2 separate regions of the Homo sapiens genome follow, and region 2 is linked to region 1. Evidence: read pairs that join two places in POLR2A ChIA-PET (ENCODE). Cell type or tissue: Caco-2. All regions are shown on one strand.

Region 1 (8,000 bases):
CAGAGCCAGTGAGTATCGGGGCTAAGATTTGAACTTGGCTTGTCCACCACACAGATGAGAGACAGTATAAAGTGCCTGCTGTTGAATCCCTTGTTCATCTGCTCAACAAACGTTTCTTGAGAGCCTCCTAGCTGCCAAGCGACTGTGCCTCACACCGAGATCTCAGTCACTGCCCTCTTGGAGCTGACAATTACATGCAAGATTCAGGTTTTAAATAGTCACAAAAGTAAAAATATAAATGCAAACCATGAAAAGAACTGAAGGAAAAAAATGATAGGGCATTATTGGAGAGCATCCTAAGGGGCAAACTCACATTGGGGAGTCAAGGAGGCCTCTTTGAGGAGGGCTTTGAAGCCAAGAAGGGAGGCTGGGTGGGGATTTTCTGAGTGGGAAACGGAGGAGGGGTGGGGGAGGAGCAGTGGCTCTAAACCTCAGGCAGGAAAGAGCCCACAAGCCCCAGGCCCTGGACAGCAGAGACCGAAGGCAGAGAGTGACACAGTTGGGGTGAGGCCAGGGCCAGAAGGTCTTGTGCATAAGGGAACATTTGGGATCTTAGTCTAAGCACATCCAAAACCTACTGGCTGATTTTGAGCATAGTTGGTGGAAATGGGAAGAACATTTGCTTAAAAGGATCCTTCTGGAGCAAGACTAGAAGGCGCAAGGGTGGGAATGAAGAGGCCAGTCGGGAAGCACTGCAGAGCCCGGGAGGGAGGCTCAGCTCCAAGGAGGTCGCTGAAGCCATAGAGAAGGTACCTGGTATGTACCCACCGATCACCCCCAGGGCATCCCAGCATGCCACCTGGAAGCCTGCTGACCCTCACAGCCCTGGAGGCCTGCGGCCCTTGACCTGGAAGTGGGTGGGTGAGGGGTGGGCAGGGGCCAGTGCTCACCTCGGGAAGACGCTGCCAAGCCCTCTGAGAGCCTCCTTTTCTTGAGCTTGTCCTTAATCTGGATGGTGTCCCTGGCCACGCTGTTGGCCTCTGACTCCGGAGAAGGGAGGAGCACCAGGGGCTGGTCCCCCAAAGACAAGGCCCTGAGGTTCCTGGGGTGACCATTCCTTGCCTGCCAGCCCTTGGAAGGGGTGTCCAGCTTGAGGCCACCCAGCTGTCCGAGTCCACGCAGGAGCTGTGACGGTTCCTCGTTGTTCAGCAGGGCTCTTGGCTCAGGCTGGAGAGAACCTGAGGGGGACAGAGGTGTGAATGGCTTGGCACGCAGTACCCAGGGTGGCACCAGGCACCAGCAAGCTCCTTGACATTGCTTCCTTCTAACAGGCAGCCACTTGCCTGGTGAAACCCAGTCATTTAATGTTTCAGTCACTCCTGGGGACGAGTCATTCATTCGACAGTGTCTCTGAAGCACCTAATCTTCACAAGACCCATGCCACAAGGTGCTCAGGACAAAAGGGGGAATCCACAGGCAGTCCTATGGCAGCACAGACAAGAGGCCGTGAATCATAGGGAAGGTCGTCTGCCCAGGGACCACCATCCACCAATCTCCAGGGTCCAACAAAGTCATCAGATCCCCGAGCACTGACCTATGCCAAGCACAGACTACAAGGAGGAACTCAGGCATCTCAGAGCAAATCACCCCCACCCCCAGCAGACACACCAGATGGGAGAGAAACAAAATACTCTGCACATTTAGAGGAGGTAAGAGGTTCTAGAAGACCTTCAGGAAGTGGTGCTCTTCACCTGGGCCCTGGGGGAGCATTCAGACAGGTGGGCTCTCAGAAGCTTGGCCACAACCCAGCCCCTCCAGAGACCCAGGCTGCAGATGCTGGACAAGTGGCAGAGACGCTGAGTGGACATCTTGAGAGGGGCCCCCTCCCCATTGCCAACCTGGGTGCTGAGTGCACTCCCAGGTCCAGGCGCATGCAGAGAGCCCTGCTCCCTATTCCTGCGGGTCCCCCTCTGCACACCTCCAACCTCTGAGGCACAGGATCAAAAGAACCTGCCTTTGAAAGAATCAAAGGGTATTTTCAGCAGGAGCCACAGGAAAAATAACACCTGCTGGTAGCTCGAGAACACAGCCGGCATCTACCACACTCACTCCCCGCTCCAGGATGAGGCCAGGGGCCCTGACCAGGTGAGGTCTTCCCATCTCACCTTCTCCATGAGGCAGACTGGAGTTGATGCTTCCAGGCGGGAGCACCCGGGGCCCAGCACTGGTCCGAGGGATGCTCCCGCAGTACACGGCCACGGGGACCAGGACCTTGGCTGGAGACAGAAGCACAGGAGAGCAGCACCTGAGAGTCCTCCAAGGCCAAGACTGGGAGCAAACCAAGAACACCCGGCCGTAACCCTGAGCACTCCACCCCGCAGGGTCCCTGCCCAAAAAACCAAGGCATGTGGTGGCCCCACCCCCAACACCAGAGCCTGGCAGGGCCAGGCAGGGTGCCTGTGATCTCCACCAAATCCCTCCAACCCCGCTTGCCCCAGCCTCTCAGCCTGGCTGCCTCCTCCCTCCTCGCATCCTGGCTTTGTTCCAAACCCCCCTCCATGCCTTTTCATCTCCTTCATGGGCACCCCTCTTCCATCACCCAACATCATTGACCGATGGAGTGCCCATCCCCAACCTCTGTCCACCAGCTGCTCTCCCCAGGACACTTCCTCACTGCCACACCCTGCAGATAATCCCCTACCCTACGGCTTCCGCCCTGACCAATCCCACCCGTTACAGAGCATCCAATTACCTTGCCAATTCCTTTTTGGAAGTCCCCAGGCACCTCATCAGCATGTCCTACACTGATCTTCCCTCTTCTCTCCTAACGTCCCTCGGCTCAGCAAAAGACACCCTCTATCCGCGACACAGAGATTTGTGAACACTCTCTGTGCAGTGAGACAGTAGTGGGCAAGGCTGACTCAGTCCTCAGTGAGACTTGAAGTCTGGCGGAGAACACAATGATTAAGAAGCAATGACAGTGCGGGGCCTGGGAGCCCGGCCAGAGATGGGGACAGAAAAAGCTTCCCAGAGGGAGGGACCACTGAGCTGAGAGCATACAGGGAGCAGGAGTCAGGAAAGAGGAGGGGAAGTTCAGCTAAGGCATGCGCTCCTTTAAGAAGCCTTCCATCTTTTGCCAGTTTTTAAAGCAGATTCTCTGTTTTTGTTACTGAGTTGTTTGAGTTCCTTATATATTCTGGTTATTAATCCTTTGTCGGATGGATAGTTTGCAAATATTTTCTCCTATTCTTCACTCTATTGACTGTTTCCTTGTGTCTACAGAAGCTTTTTAACTTGATGGAATCCCATTTGTCTATTTTTGCTTTTGTTGCCTGTGCTTTTGAGGTCACTGCTGGATGAATATCCAACAGAAAGTAAATCAGTACATTGAAGAGCTATCTGCACTCTCATGTTTATTACATTATTCACAATAGCCAAGACATGGAATCAGCCTAAGTGTCCATCAATGGATGAATGGATAAAGAAAATGTGGCACATATACACAATGGGATACTATTAGGCCATAAAAAAGAATAAAAAAAGAATCAAATCCTGCCACTTGCAGCAACATGGATGGAACTGGAGGTCATTATCTTTTTTTTTTTTTTTTTTTTTTTTTGAGATGGAGTCTCAGTGGTGCGATCTCGGCTCACTGCAACCTCCGCCTCCTGGGTTCAAGTGATTCTCCTGCCTCAGCTCCCCCTAGTAGCTGGGATTACAGGCACCTGCCACCATGCCCAGCTAATTTTTTTGTATTTTCATAGAGACAGGGTTTCACCATGTTGCCCAGGCTGGTCTCGAAATCCTGAGCTCATGCAATCTGCCCGCCTCTGCCTCCCAAAGTGCTAGGATTACAGATGTGAGCCACCACTCCCAGCCTGGCAGTCATTATCTTAAGTGAAGTAAGCCAGGCACAGAGAGACAAATTCTACTTGTTTTCATTCATATATGGGAGCTTAAAAAGTCAGTCTCACAGAGGCAGAGAACAGAATGGTGGTTACCAGAGACTGGGAAGAGAAGGGGGTGGAATGAAGAGAGGTTGGTTAATGGGTACAAAAATACAGTTAGATAGAAGGAATGAGAGCTATTGTTTGATAGTATAGTAGGGTGACTATAGCTCATAATAATGTATTGTATAATTCAAAATAGCTAGAATTGGAATGTTCCCAACATCAAGAAATGGCCAGTGGTTGAGGTGCTGGAAATCCCAATTACCCTAATTTGATCATTACTCATTGAATGCCTGTATCCAAATATCACATGTACACCCAGAAAATATGTACAACTATTATGTGTCAATATTTTTAAAAGAGAAAGAGAAGCCCTCCCTCTCCTGTGTTCCCACAGCCCCAGGCACAGCCCTGTGTTACTCTCTCTTCCCCATGCCTCTCTCTGTTCCTGCCCTGCAGCTTCCCTAGGAACAGTCACTGTGTCTTACTCATCTCTGTAGTACTGTACCTGCTGCTAAGTAGGCACTTCACAAACGTGGGTCCCACACCCTCCTGGCTCAGCCCTTCCCGAGCCCACCTCAGGACCATCCATGGGGACCTAAGCCACCACCTGGAGAAGCCACCACGCAGGTGGAAACCCAGCTCGTCCATCCCCAGGCTGCAAGACTCCTAGTCTGGAACTCAGGAGCCTGGGTTCCCACTTTTTCCACCTGTGTGACCTTGAGGAAATAAGCTAACTTCTCTGAGTCTCAGTTCCCACATCAGTAAAGCAAAGGAGTTGACAGCACTAAAGGTTCATACAACATCTTTATCCTATTTCTAGATTTGTAGATTTTTCTTTCTAAGATCTCAGCACCTCCCACTTCTCCACTGGAATCTACATTCAGGTGGGATCTGCTTTAGCACTAAAGTAAGCAGGTCTTTTCCGATTCATATGTCGAAGCCCCGGGGAGTTCTGCCGTGTGCATCATGCGCTGTCTCCTGAACCGCTGCTCTGGCCATCCTGCTTCTCTGCCTTCCTTCCAAATGGCCATCTGGCCCCTGCTCCAGCCCATGCAGGATGAAGCAGCTCTGCACCTTGCTAGCACCCATTTCATCTGGGGCAGAACCAATCCCCTCACTTTCCAGGGGAAACTGAGGCTCACCCAGCCAGCTCCCAAAAGCAGAGCCAGGCCTCAAGGCCCATCTCCTGATGCTAACTGGCCACACACTGCTCCCACTACCCCACTTGGTTGGCTAAGGAAACAGAGTCGTTCACCCTCCCTGAGGGCCCGGCCCATATCCCCTGCCCATCCACATAACCTTGACCACAGAACAGAATTAGCCCCTCAAGGAACCAACCACCCTGCTGCAGAGAGTGGAGATAAAGCTCAGGCCAAGGCCCTGGAACACCAAGCACCTCCTTAGGCCAGGGAGCCACCCAGACAGCCAGCTGAGCGGCAGCATGTGGGGAGCTGGCCAGGGCTGGAAAGGCACGGCCACCTGGCTGTTATCTCCCAGCAGCCCTTTATCCCCACATCTCCCTTTTTCTGGCCCTTGGGAGTGTCCGAGGCAGGTCCCCTAGCCTGGAAAACACCAGCAGCAGGCCTCCCATGGTGCCCCTTACCTTCGGGGACATCGTCACGGGTGCCCATGTCCTGGGTGGAGAAGGTGCCTACAAGGTTGCCCAGAGGCAGCAGCTATTTCTGGGCAGTGAGTACAGTCCTTGGGGGTCTGGAGGGCTCTGACCTGTAACATCCGGGACCTAAGGGTGAGAGGAGAAAGGAGAAGTCAGTAAAAGCAAATTAACACTTTTAAACTACTTCACAAAAAGCCCTTCAGGGGCTAAAGCATTATTGTCATGAAGAAATCGGCCACTAAACCAAAGGATGCCATTTTTCTGACATTGGACTCACAAATGTTTCAGTTCCCAAGTGCGAGGCCGTGTGGTTTTGGGAAGAGTTCGTTATGAAGAGTGTCAACAAAACCCATCAACCTGCCATCCCTTGTCACTGAGACATGGACACCTTTAGGGTCGCGGGGAAAGATGATTTTTTTCAAGGTAGTGTCTGACACTGTGTTTCTCCATCAGTTTCAATTTGCTTCAGATGCCCCTGAGTCCGCCAGCTGCCCTGAAAGCCCATGGCGATGTTGGCCTCTGCAACCACTGATCACACAGGTGTTGGCGGGGCCTCTCGGACACCAGTTCTCCAGTCTCTCTCAGGATGCGCGGTCATGACCTCCATGACGTCCTTGGTGCTCCTTCTCACCTGACTGAACAAGCCACACCTGTGACCCCCCTCAGCCACCGCATTGCCCACACCTTGATCCCTCCAGCCCTCCCTTCAGCCTCTGGGTCAGCCCTCAGCTCTTGCCCTTGACCTAACTTCATTTTATTTCCATGTGACAGGGTCTCACTGCACACTCTGCAGCTTCACACAATTCTATGAATCCTTTGCTGCGATAATGGTGACCCGTTTTCCCCTGACAGGTAACAGAGGTGCTTCCAGAGCTGATCTGTGGTAAGACCAGGGGTGAAGCCCACAGCTCCTAATTTCTACCCCAGAGAGGAGTTCTCGTCCACAAAGCGTCTGGGGACAGGGCAGGAACCTGTGCCAACTCCCTTTTCTGAGCAACAAATCCCAACTCAGGAACTGAGAAACTTGCCTTCTGTCTGGAAGCCAGCCAGCCACTGCCCCACCCAGGCCCCAGAAGGCAGAGTAGCTCCTAGCAACCCTCAACCCAAACACAGGTGTCCAGCCCAGTGCCCGGCCCAGCACAGCACCCAGCCCAGCACCCAGCCCAGCTTGGCCCCAGCCTGGTCTCACTGCTTAGAACCTCAAGACATGAGTTCCCTGTCTGAGGAGAATTTTCCTCACAACCAGGGAGAGGGGAACTCTCTGTTTAATATCTACTGGGATAAGGATGTGGCCACACGGTGGTGAAAAGCAGTCCTGAACCCCTGTGAGACACAGCACCTCTCCTAGACAAGGCGAGGGAAGATTCTATTCCACAGGCACCAACACCCCAAACTTCACCCCCTGAGCTAGGGAAGAGGCTCAAGAGATTGGCCAGGCAGCTGGTTTCCAGACAAAGTCCAGCAGGAATGTGGCAGGCTGGCACAGACCTTCCATGGCTGAATTATAGCAAACAAGCTGGGGTCCTGGGATTTGGGGGCTGTGAGAGTTGCAAGCCCCACCTGTTCCCCATATCTCTAACCAGAGGATACACTTTCTACGAAAATTATATGCAGAAAAGCAATATTTAGCTACAGTCTTTGTTCTCCTTAACTGCAGATTACAATAGCCTGGAAACCAATTAAAATTACAGATTTCCACGCCCCACCTCCAGCCCCTGCTGAATTAGGTCTAGGAAATAGGCCACAGGGATTTTTTTTTCTTTAACTTCTGATTTTTTTTTTTTTTTTTTTGAGACAGAATCTCTCTCTGCCACCCAGGCTGGAGTGCAGTGGCATGATCTTGGCTCACTGCAACCTCCACTTCCCGGATTCAAGCCATTCTCCTGCCTCAGCCTCCCAAGTAGCTGGGATTACAGGCATACATCACCATGGCCAGCTAATTTTTGTATTTTTAGCAGAGATGGGGTTTCACCATGTTGGCGAGGCTGGTCTCAAACTTCTGGCCTCAAGTAATCTGCCTGCCTCGGCCTCCCAAAGTGCTGGGATTACAGGCATGAGCCACCACACCCAGCCTTAACTTCTGATTTTGATGTTCAGACAGGATCAAAAAATCACTGGTCTGTAGTTCAGATTCACTTTATAATAAGATCTCGGCCCTATTTCTTACCCTAGGCTGTCAGAATGGTCATTGCTGCTTCAGTTTCCCCAAAGTGATCACTCTCTAGGAGGCTAAAAAGAAGACTCGAGCCGCCTGAGGTTACGGGATGCTTAAGTTTCAACAGCCACCCCTACTGCAGTGGGCCTTCTGAACAAGACAGTTTTCCCACCGTAGCCTCCTCAGTGGTCAGAGGTCAACATGCCAAGGCAGCCCAGGTTCCCCCTGGTCCCAGGACACCAGCAGTATGGAAAGGAAATCTGGAGCCATTCCATGGCTCGCCAAAGCATCCCCTCCAGCAGAGCCCCTTTGAGACCCTCTCAGGGTCTACACCTTC
Region 2 (8,000 bases), 310 kb after region 1:
TTGTATAATATGCACAGAACTAAATGCCGAGAGAAAAACCCATGGAGAAACACAAGACAAAACCACCCCTGGCCCTCCAGGGGCTGTGGGTTTAGCTGAGGACATAATCTTCAAAGACCCATAATGGCATGAGACAGTATACGCCAAGTCACCAACATGTGGTGCAGACACGGGGACGGGAGTTGGAGGCTGTAATCAGGAAGGCTCCATAAGGGGTGTGAGGCTGGAGACGGGGTTTAGCTGATTCTATGCCGTGGATTAATTGAGGTGGCCATCTCCTCACATTACAAAATCCCCATCAAACCACAGAACCTGAGAGCTGGCAGGGATCCCAGTTCTTCTCTCCATTTACAGATGGGAAAACAGAGTCCCTAAGAAAGGGCTGAGTAGCCCATGAAGTCCTGATATGGAGCTCAAACTCAGGTTTCCCTTTGAAGTCCAGGGCTTTTCTATAGCACTGTTTTGTCCCTTTCCTCTAAATTAACCCCCTAGACTTCAGTTTTCCCTTTTCCTTTCCAAATGTGCCCTACAGAGAGTTGGTAGATGAAGACTCCAGAACCTCCAGTGGTGTGTGTCACTCTTCTTGCTCACCTCTTCCTCCTCCCCATTTTCCATATCTCCTTGCTGCCTTCAGAATAAAGACCAAGGCTTAACCTGAGTGACTGGAGAGGGTAGTGGCTGAGAGTGTAGGCTCTTGCACCAAGTTGTCATTGGTTTGAACCCTTCCCTTCTCTACCACTTAACCACTGTGTGGGCCTGGGTGAGTGGGAGAACCTTTCCATGCTTTAGTTTCCTCATCCTCTTTCCTCAAAGTGGGTATAATCATACCCAGACTGTGTAATCACAGTAATTGCCTCATAGGACTATAAGGAATACATGAGATAATCCATGAACAAAACATAAATTAGTGTTTGGTATCCAGCAGGTACTCAATGAAAGTTAGCTAAAGGCATTGCCATTACCCTGGTATTCATCAGCCCTTGCAATTGGACTCCGCCCATTTCTCCAACCTGGCCTCCCCAAACCGGTCTATTCATTGTCTCTTATTAGCCATGCACCATTTCTCCCTTTTGAGCTCTCCCCTCTACTTCCCTGCTCCTCCCCGTATATTTGTTTTACTGTGTGCTGTTGGGTCGCCTTCTCTTTCTCAGAAGCCCTGCAGCACCAGTCTGCACTTTGTTCTTACATTATCCATCCTGTAAGTCCATATCTAATGGTTTCCAGGCAGCAGGGCTTCTGGGTTCCCCTAGCACTTAACACTGGATTTTGCACATGGCAGGCGGGCACTCATCCAATATGTCTTCATTTATTGAGCACCTACTATAAAAAAGACCTTTGTAGGCCAGGGCGGTGGCTCACTCCTGTAATCCCAGAGCTTTGGGAGACTGAGGCAGGAGGATCACCTGAGGTCAGGAGTTCGAGACCTGCCTGACCAATATGGTGAAACCCCGTCTCTACTAAAAATACAAAAATTAGCGGGGTGTGGTGGCCGGCGCTTGTAATCCTAGCTACTCGGGAGGCTGAGGCAGAAGGATTGCTTGAACCCAAAGGCAGAGGTTGCAATGTGCCAAGATTGTGCCACTGCACTCCAGCCTGGGCAACAGAGCAAGACTCCGTCTCAAAAAAAAAAAAAAAAAGACCTTTGTTGACACTGGGGACACAGGATTGATTAGTCCCTTCTTCATCCTCACAGTATGGAGGGAGACACAGACTCATAAGCCAAGTGCTTAGGACTAGAATGGAAGGAGGACCTCACTCAGGGGAGCCCATGGAGGGAAGGAGTAATTGGTACTGATGCATGTTTCAGGGTCTTGACAAAGAAGAGTGATAGGACCCAAGGGGGAGATTCCAAAGTCATTATACCAGAGGAGTAAATGGGCCTGGGCACTGAAGGAGAGAGAGGAGTTAAAGCTGATTCTGGGCTTTTCAGCCTGGACAACTGAAGGCATCTTCTGGAGACGTGCCTGAGCTAGTTAGGGTCACCAAGAGCAGGGAACAGAGTGAGGACAAAGACCCCACTGAAAGGGGGTCTTTTACTTCATTCTCAGGCACAGCCAGGCCTGGGAAAGGAGGAAACTCAAGTCTGAGGCTGGAAAACAGCAAGAAAGTTGAAAGCTAGGGAAGAGGGTCTGTATTGGGCCGTTCTTGCATTGCTATAAAGAAATACCTGTGACTGGGTAATTTATAAAGAAAAGAGGTTTAATTGGCTCATGTTTCTGCAGGCTTTACAGGAAGCCTGGTGCTAGCATCTGCTTGGCTTCTAGGGAGGCCTCAGGAAACTTACAGCCATGGAAGAAGGCAAAGGGGGAGCAGGCGTGTCACATGGCAAAAGCACGGGCAAGAGAGAGAGAATAGAGGGAAGTGCCATATGCTTATAAATGACCAGGTCTTGCAAGAACTCACTATCACAAAGACAGCACCAGGCTATGAGGGATCTGCCCCCAGGATTCAAACACCTCCCACCAGGCCCCGCCTCCCGCATTGGGGATTACAATTCAACATGAGATTTCGGCGGAGACAAATATCCAAACTATATCAGGGTCCTTCCATGCATGATGCAGGAGGGAGTGGCCTGAAAAAGACGGATGGGTTACAGGGGAAGGCTACAGGGGAGACAGGCATGGGTAGGGTGAAAGGGCATTCAAGAATGAATTTTCTGAGAATGCCCATTCCATGAGTGGCTGTGAGCATTTGGGGGCCAGGATGGGGTTTCAATAGCCCCGCTGCACTGGGCAGTGACTTCAAGGGACTACCTTGAAGTCAAGAGTTGCATGTTTCCCAGCTTTGTACATTCTACACCATGGCAGGAATAGGGAAGTCAAGGAAGAGGAGGAAGACTTCACTTTTGGATTTATGTTAGTAAAGGAAGTTCAGGTATTATGGGGGCTATAGCACGCTGATTCCAAGATGCTAACTGGATGTACAAACACCAATGCTCAGAGAGCTGTCTGGAGATAGGAACTTGAGTTTTGGAGTCCACCACTTTGACAAAATGGTGGAAGCTACGGCAGCGAGTCCATCCTTTAAGGGAGAGAACCTTTGGCATGTGAACCTCCGGAGATGGGAGATGGAGAACAGTACAATAGAGAGTCTCACCTCAGGGAGCTTCCAAGTAAATGGAATAAGAGAGACCCAATCCTAGGTGGGATGTGACAAGTGATACCAGCCAGGTCTAAAATGCAGGAGAAGTCAGAGGAGATCGAGGTCATTTCAGGAAATGGGTGGGGCAGGGAGGAAGAAGGGGTTCTGGGTGGATCAGGGAAGTCTCTCTGAGGGAAAAGGTATCTGAGGCAGATCTGAAAGAGTGGGCAGGACTCCAACAGTGGAGCCCGGGTGAGGCGGGCAAGGTGTTCTAGGTGAAGGAACCAGCACGAGTACTGGGGATGAGGCTGGAAGAGCAAACTGGAGTCAGATGGTGAAGGGCACCAGATGCTGGGCTGAGGAGTTTAAATAGGAGTCTGGCACAGGGAAGCAGCCACTGATGGTTGAGGGTTGGGGACAGACTGATACTGACATGACTCAAACTGGCTTTTGGAGAGTTCAGCGTGGAAGCCCTATCTAGTGTGGCCTGAGTAGAAAGCCCCTGGCACCATGGAGATCTCCTAGAGGGCTGTTGCTGAGTGCCCCATCTTCCTGATGTATACTGGAGCCACCATCCCGGTCTTCTTGCTGTGCTGCCCCTCACTTGCGGAAATAGACCGAGCTCCTGATAAGGCGGGCCGGGTTACAGAGGGTAGCAGGCAGGCAGACGGGCGCTGACTGCAGCTTAGCAGATGTGTCACTGATAAGCGGTGATCTTCTTGTGTTTGACCTTATCCTGTGCCGAGCTCTTTGTGGGAGAGTGGAGAGGATCAAATATCTGCACCTGGCTCTTCTCTTTCCAACCAGGCCTCTGCTCCAAAACTAGGGGTTTTTGTTTTTTGCTGGTGGTGTTATCATTATTACTATTATTTTTTTTTTTAACAAGCGCTTAATGGTCTAGGGTTCTACCTTCCTTTCAGATTATTTCTCCTGTTTTATTCACCACAATTTATTTACTCTTTTGTCTCTTTTCCAAGTACTAACTAGGCCTGACTCTGCTTAGCTTCCTAGATAAGGCGCATTCAGGGCGGTATGGCTGTAGACTCATTACTCTCTTGTCTTAGGGACTATCCTGAAGTCAAGAATTGCATGTTTTTCAGCTTTGTACATCCCGCACCATGCTTTGTACATAGTAGGCCCGCAACGTTTTTGGCGACCTCAAACCCAAACAAAGTCTCTCTTCTACTTCCAGAATCACTGAGTTCTGCTTCTGAGGTGCTCACACAGGTCCTTGCCTTGGATAACCGGCACGACGGCATCTCCTCAAGAGGAGACAAGAGATAATAACCAAATGAAAACATTCTCTTGGCATCAGTACCTTCCAAGGACAGAGGAAGAATTGTTCTCTGGTGTGGTGTTTTGCAAAGGCATGTAAAGGGTTAATTAAATCTCAGCCCACAGGACTGTGCCATATAAAGGCATTCTTGCAGCAGGAATGTGGGAGTAATGTTGGGAAGCAGGTTTCTCTCCAGGCTCCGGGGCCTGGAGTTGGAGGCTAATGTCTGGAGCTGTGCAGAGGTAGGGAGACACGGGGCTCTGGGGGCCAAAGGGCATGATGCCGAGGGCCTGGTGTGCTCCGCCTGGCCTAAGCCTACCGAGGAGGAGCCCATGTGGGTCCAAACAGTGATCTAGCTTCTGAGTAGAGAAGGCTTAAAATAGTGGTAATCATTCCAGCAGCTGCCGTTTGCTGAGCGCTTGCTGTGAGCAGGCACCCTGCCAAGAGCTCTTCATGTGTGACCTCATGTCCACCTCTCTCCCTGGGAGCCAACGGCTCTTGAGGACACTTGGTTATGGCGTCCCCCCTGGAACACTGGGCCTCAAGCAGCACAACTAACGCTCATGGGACACTCACCGTGTGCCAAGCCCTTGCATGCACTTCACCTCGTTGAATCCGTACAGCCGTATTTTGGGGTAGGTGTATTTGTCTCCATTGGTCAGTTTAGGAAACAGAGGCTCTCTGAAGTTAAGTCATTTGCTAAGATGACACGAGCTAGGGGCAGAGCCAGGACTCAAGCCCAGGCCGCGGATGCCGAAGCTCTTAGCTGTTTCACAATGGGACCTCCTCAGTGACCAAGGCCGCTCTGGTCCTCGGACCCCATTGACAAGCAGCCCAGTTTGCCCTCCTTTGGGGGCCCCTCATCTGGGAACAGCATCCTTTAAGGACCCTGATGCTACTCAGGGTTTTGGTCATCCTCCACCATCTAATACGGGAATTGGGGACCCTGTTTCATTTCTGTCTCATCAGTTTCTCAGGAAGATTGGCATAGATGACAGCTCCTTTTTCAAAATCTCTGTCTCTCTGTTCCACCTTCTGTGGGCCCTGCTTCATCTTGAGTCTGATTTCCCTCAGGGTGGTAACATGGCTTCAACTGCTCTTGGCTTCACATACACACCTGCCCAGACTCAGGAGAGATAGACAGGGTTTTGGGGAATGGTTCCAGAAGAGCAAGGGAAGCTTTCCCCGAGGTACCCGGCACACCTCACCTGCTGTTCCATGGTCCTGAGCTGGGTCAGGATGTGGCCCTTGGACCGAGGAACATGGAAGTCCCCACAATGGGTCTGTGCTCAGGGCCTCTGCCTGGGGTCAGGCCCATTTACTGCACTGCTTTCCTTTAGTGTTTGTCACAAGTCAAAACTCTCTAAGCTCTCTTGGCTCTTGCCAAGTGATCTCTGACCAGCTCATGTGTCTTGACCCTCACAACCAAACGTATAGTCAGGGGGTGAGACCCTGCCCCAGAGTAGGTGGGGGGCGCAGGGCTGGCTTCTTCCAAGGCCTGAGCTGCACAGGAAGCTGGGTTTACCAGGAATGGACACGGGGGAGGCCCCCCGACATCCCCATCCATCTTCTGTCCCCTTGGCCTCCTCTGGTCCTAGACCTGCTATGTACCCACAGTGTCTTGCTTTGTTTTTGGCTGTTTTGCCTTGTTTTGGTTCAGGCACATAGTAGGTGCTGAAGAAGGAATACATTTAGTTGTCCCACCTTTAATTTGAGCATAAAGAAAACAACTCATTATCTTCTCCCTTCAATTTCTCTGGCCCTATGAGGGGTATTATTATCCCTTGGCTTGCTGGGTAGAATATTTATCTTTCTTGTTCTCTGTTGATTAATGTTCACTTACTGGAAGACTGCCCTCAAATACATTTATTCTGTAAAGCCTTACTAAATGCATGCTTTAAGATCTCCTTCATTATGTATGTGTATGTATGTAGGTAATTATATGGTGCATATGTGGTTGGGAAATTTCTTTTGTATTAGTCAGGGTTGTTGTTTTTTTTTTTCCTCTCCAAGTGTTTCATTCCCCTGTGCCACCCCCAGCCCCAAGTGCCCAGGCCTTTCTGAATCTAATGCTTTGGGGGAGGGCTGTGACAGGACAAAGAAGGAAACAAAGGCAGCTCCTTGGGGGCAGGAGAGGAGATCTGATCTGCAATCGCTTGGCAGGGGCCAGTAGAACTTAAAAGTTTTGACTTGGCTTAACTCTGTGGCAAACTATAAGAAATTATTCCTTAATTTCAATGATGAAACCTTCCAGGAAAGTGGTGCAGGGCAGCTAAGTGAGCCTGACCCCAGGCAGTGGTCCTGGCCACAGGCCTGCTTGCTGGGGCGTGGGGATTTCCCACACACTTCAGTCTCATTTCCTGAGTAGCGTCAGCAGGGCACACCAGTCTGAGATGCGGAATCTAAAGTTTAACTTCGCCCCATCCAAATGGTGTGATCTTGCTTGAGTGACCTAATCAACCCCCTTACATCTCAGTCCCATCTATAAATGGTAGCCCATAGCACCCACTTGGAAGGATTCCTGTTGGGATTAGATTATGCATGCACAGCCTTTTGTCCTGTGCCTGGCACAGAGGAGGTGCTTCCAACTGTGGTTTTCATCTCCTTTCTTTCCTTTCTTGGAAGAGCCAGAGTAGTGAGGAAAACCCTGAAAGCAGGCAGTGGGACCATTCATCCGGCCTGGAAAGAAATGGTTCGCATAACATTTGCCTGTGATTAGGGGCAAAATTTACCAGGTGTGTAGCTGTTTAAGGGATGTCAAGAGTCCTCTGCCTCCTCTGGGTCATAGAAAGGCAGGAGCTTGTTTGAGAAGCAGTGTATTGTGTTCAGGAGACATTAGACACTGCATCAATATTGGATGAGGCTTGTGGGGTGCGGTTGGCCGACCGACTGCCGTGTGGGACTACAAGCTGTCCTGTACCTGGCAGGACCTGAAGACTGGCGTGCTCAGGGCTGGGGAGCAGCATGTTGTCCTCTAGGGAAGACACCAGGGCTGAGCTGGCTCCAGCCTGGCCATTCTGTTTCCTGCTCTCCCACTGGAGAGGAAAATAATACTAATACCTACCAATTACCAACTGCTTCCTCTGGGCCAGGCATTTAACAGGTGTTATCTCTTTTAGTCTTCAGAAGGCTCATTTAAGGAAAATGCTGAGAAAACTGAGGCCTGGAGAATTAAGAAACTTGCCCAAGGTCAAATAGTAAGCCATGGTCCTAGGAGGGCCAGCTAACCACATGGGGTGAGAAACCTTTTTCCCAAACACCTGCTGCCCTGCTTCAATCTTTTTTTTTTTTTTTTTTTTGAGACAGGGTCTCACTCTGTTGCCCAGGCTGGAGCACAGTGGCATGATCACTTCTCACTGCAGGTTCACTACTTAGCCTTGAGCTCCCAGGCTAAGTGATTTTTCCACCTCAGCCTCCTGAGTAGCTGGGACCACAGGTGCATACCAGTATACCTGGCTAACTTTTGTATATATATATATTTAAGGTAGAGATGGGGTTTTGTCATGTTGCCCAGGCTGGTCTTGAACTCCTGGGCTCAAGCCATCGGCATGCCTCGGCCTCCCAAAGTGCTGGGATTACAGGCGCGAGCCACCATGACTGGCCCTGCCTCAATCTTAATAGTCACGAATAGTGGGATTGACCT

The links. ChIA-PET counts read pairs that join two places held together with the same protein. Peaks named below come from ENCODE experiments on the same cell type or tissue, not always from the same donor. Only the 100,000 strongest peaks of a DNase experiment are listed, where the experiment ranks them.
Region 2: POLR2A ChIA-PET joins it to region 1 with 13 read pairs; 2 of 35 experiments call an interaction of 5 or more read pairs at or near these places.

The regions. Positions count from the first base shown.
Region 1 is chr2:28,992,359-29,000,358 of GRCh38, reverse strand. TOGARAM2 (TOG array regulator of axonemal microtubules 2) reads right to left here. Exons shown (of 20, transcript NM_199280.4): 2 at 5,497-5,634; 3 at 2,106-2,216; 4 at 891-1,178. The coding sequence starts at 5,524. Among named protein-coding and RNA genes, the nearest start is that of TOGARAM2, 15 kb to the right of the region's middle. In Caco-2, no CTCF peak of the experiment used is centred here; no DNase peak of the experiment used is centred here.
Region 2 is chr2:28,680,101-28,688,100 of GRCh38, reverse strand. It overlaps LOC105374384 (a long non-coding RNA gene), which reads left to right and starts at 4,528. Exons shown (of 3, transcript XR_939878.3): 1 at 4,528-4,992. It also overlaps the pseudogene RNA5SP89. RefSeq lists silencers at 3,384-3,678, 5,150-5,356 and an enhancer at 6,680-6,769. In Caco-2, no CTCF peak of the experiment used is centred here; DNase peaks (open chromatin) are centred at 3,750 and 4,580.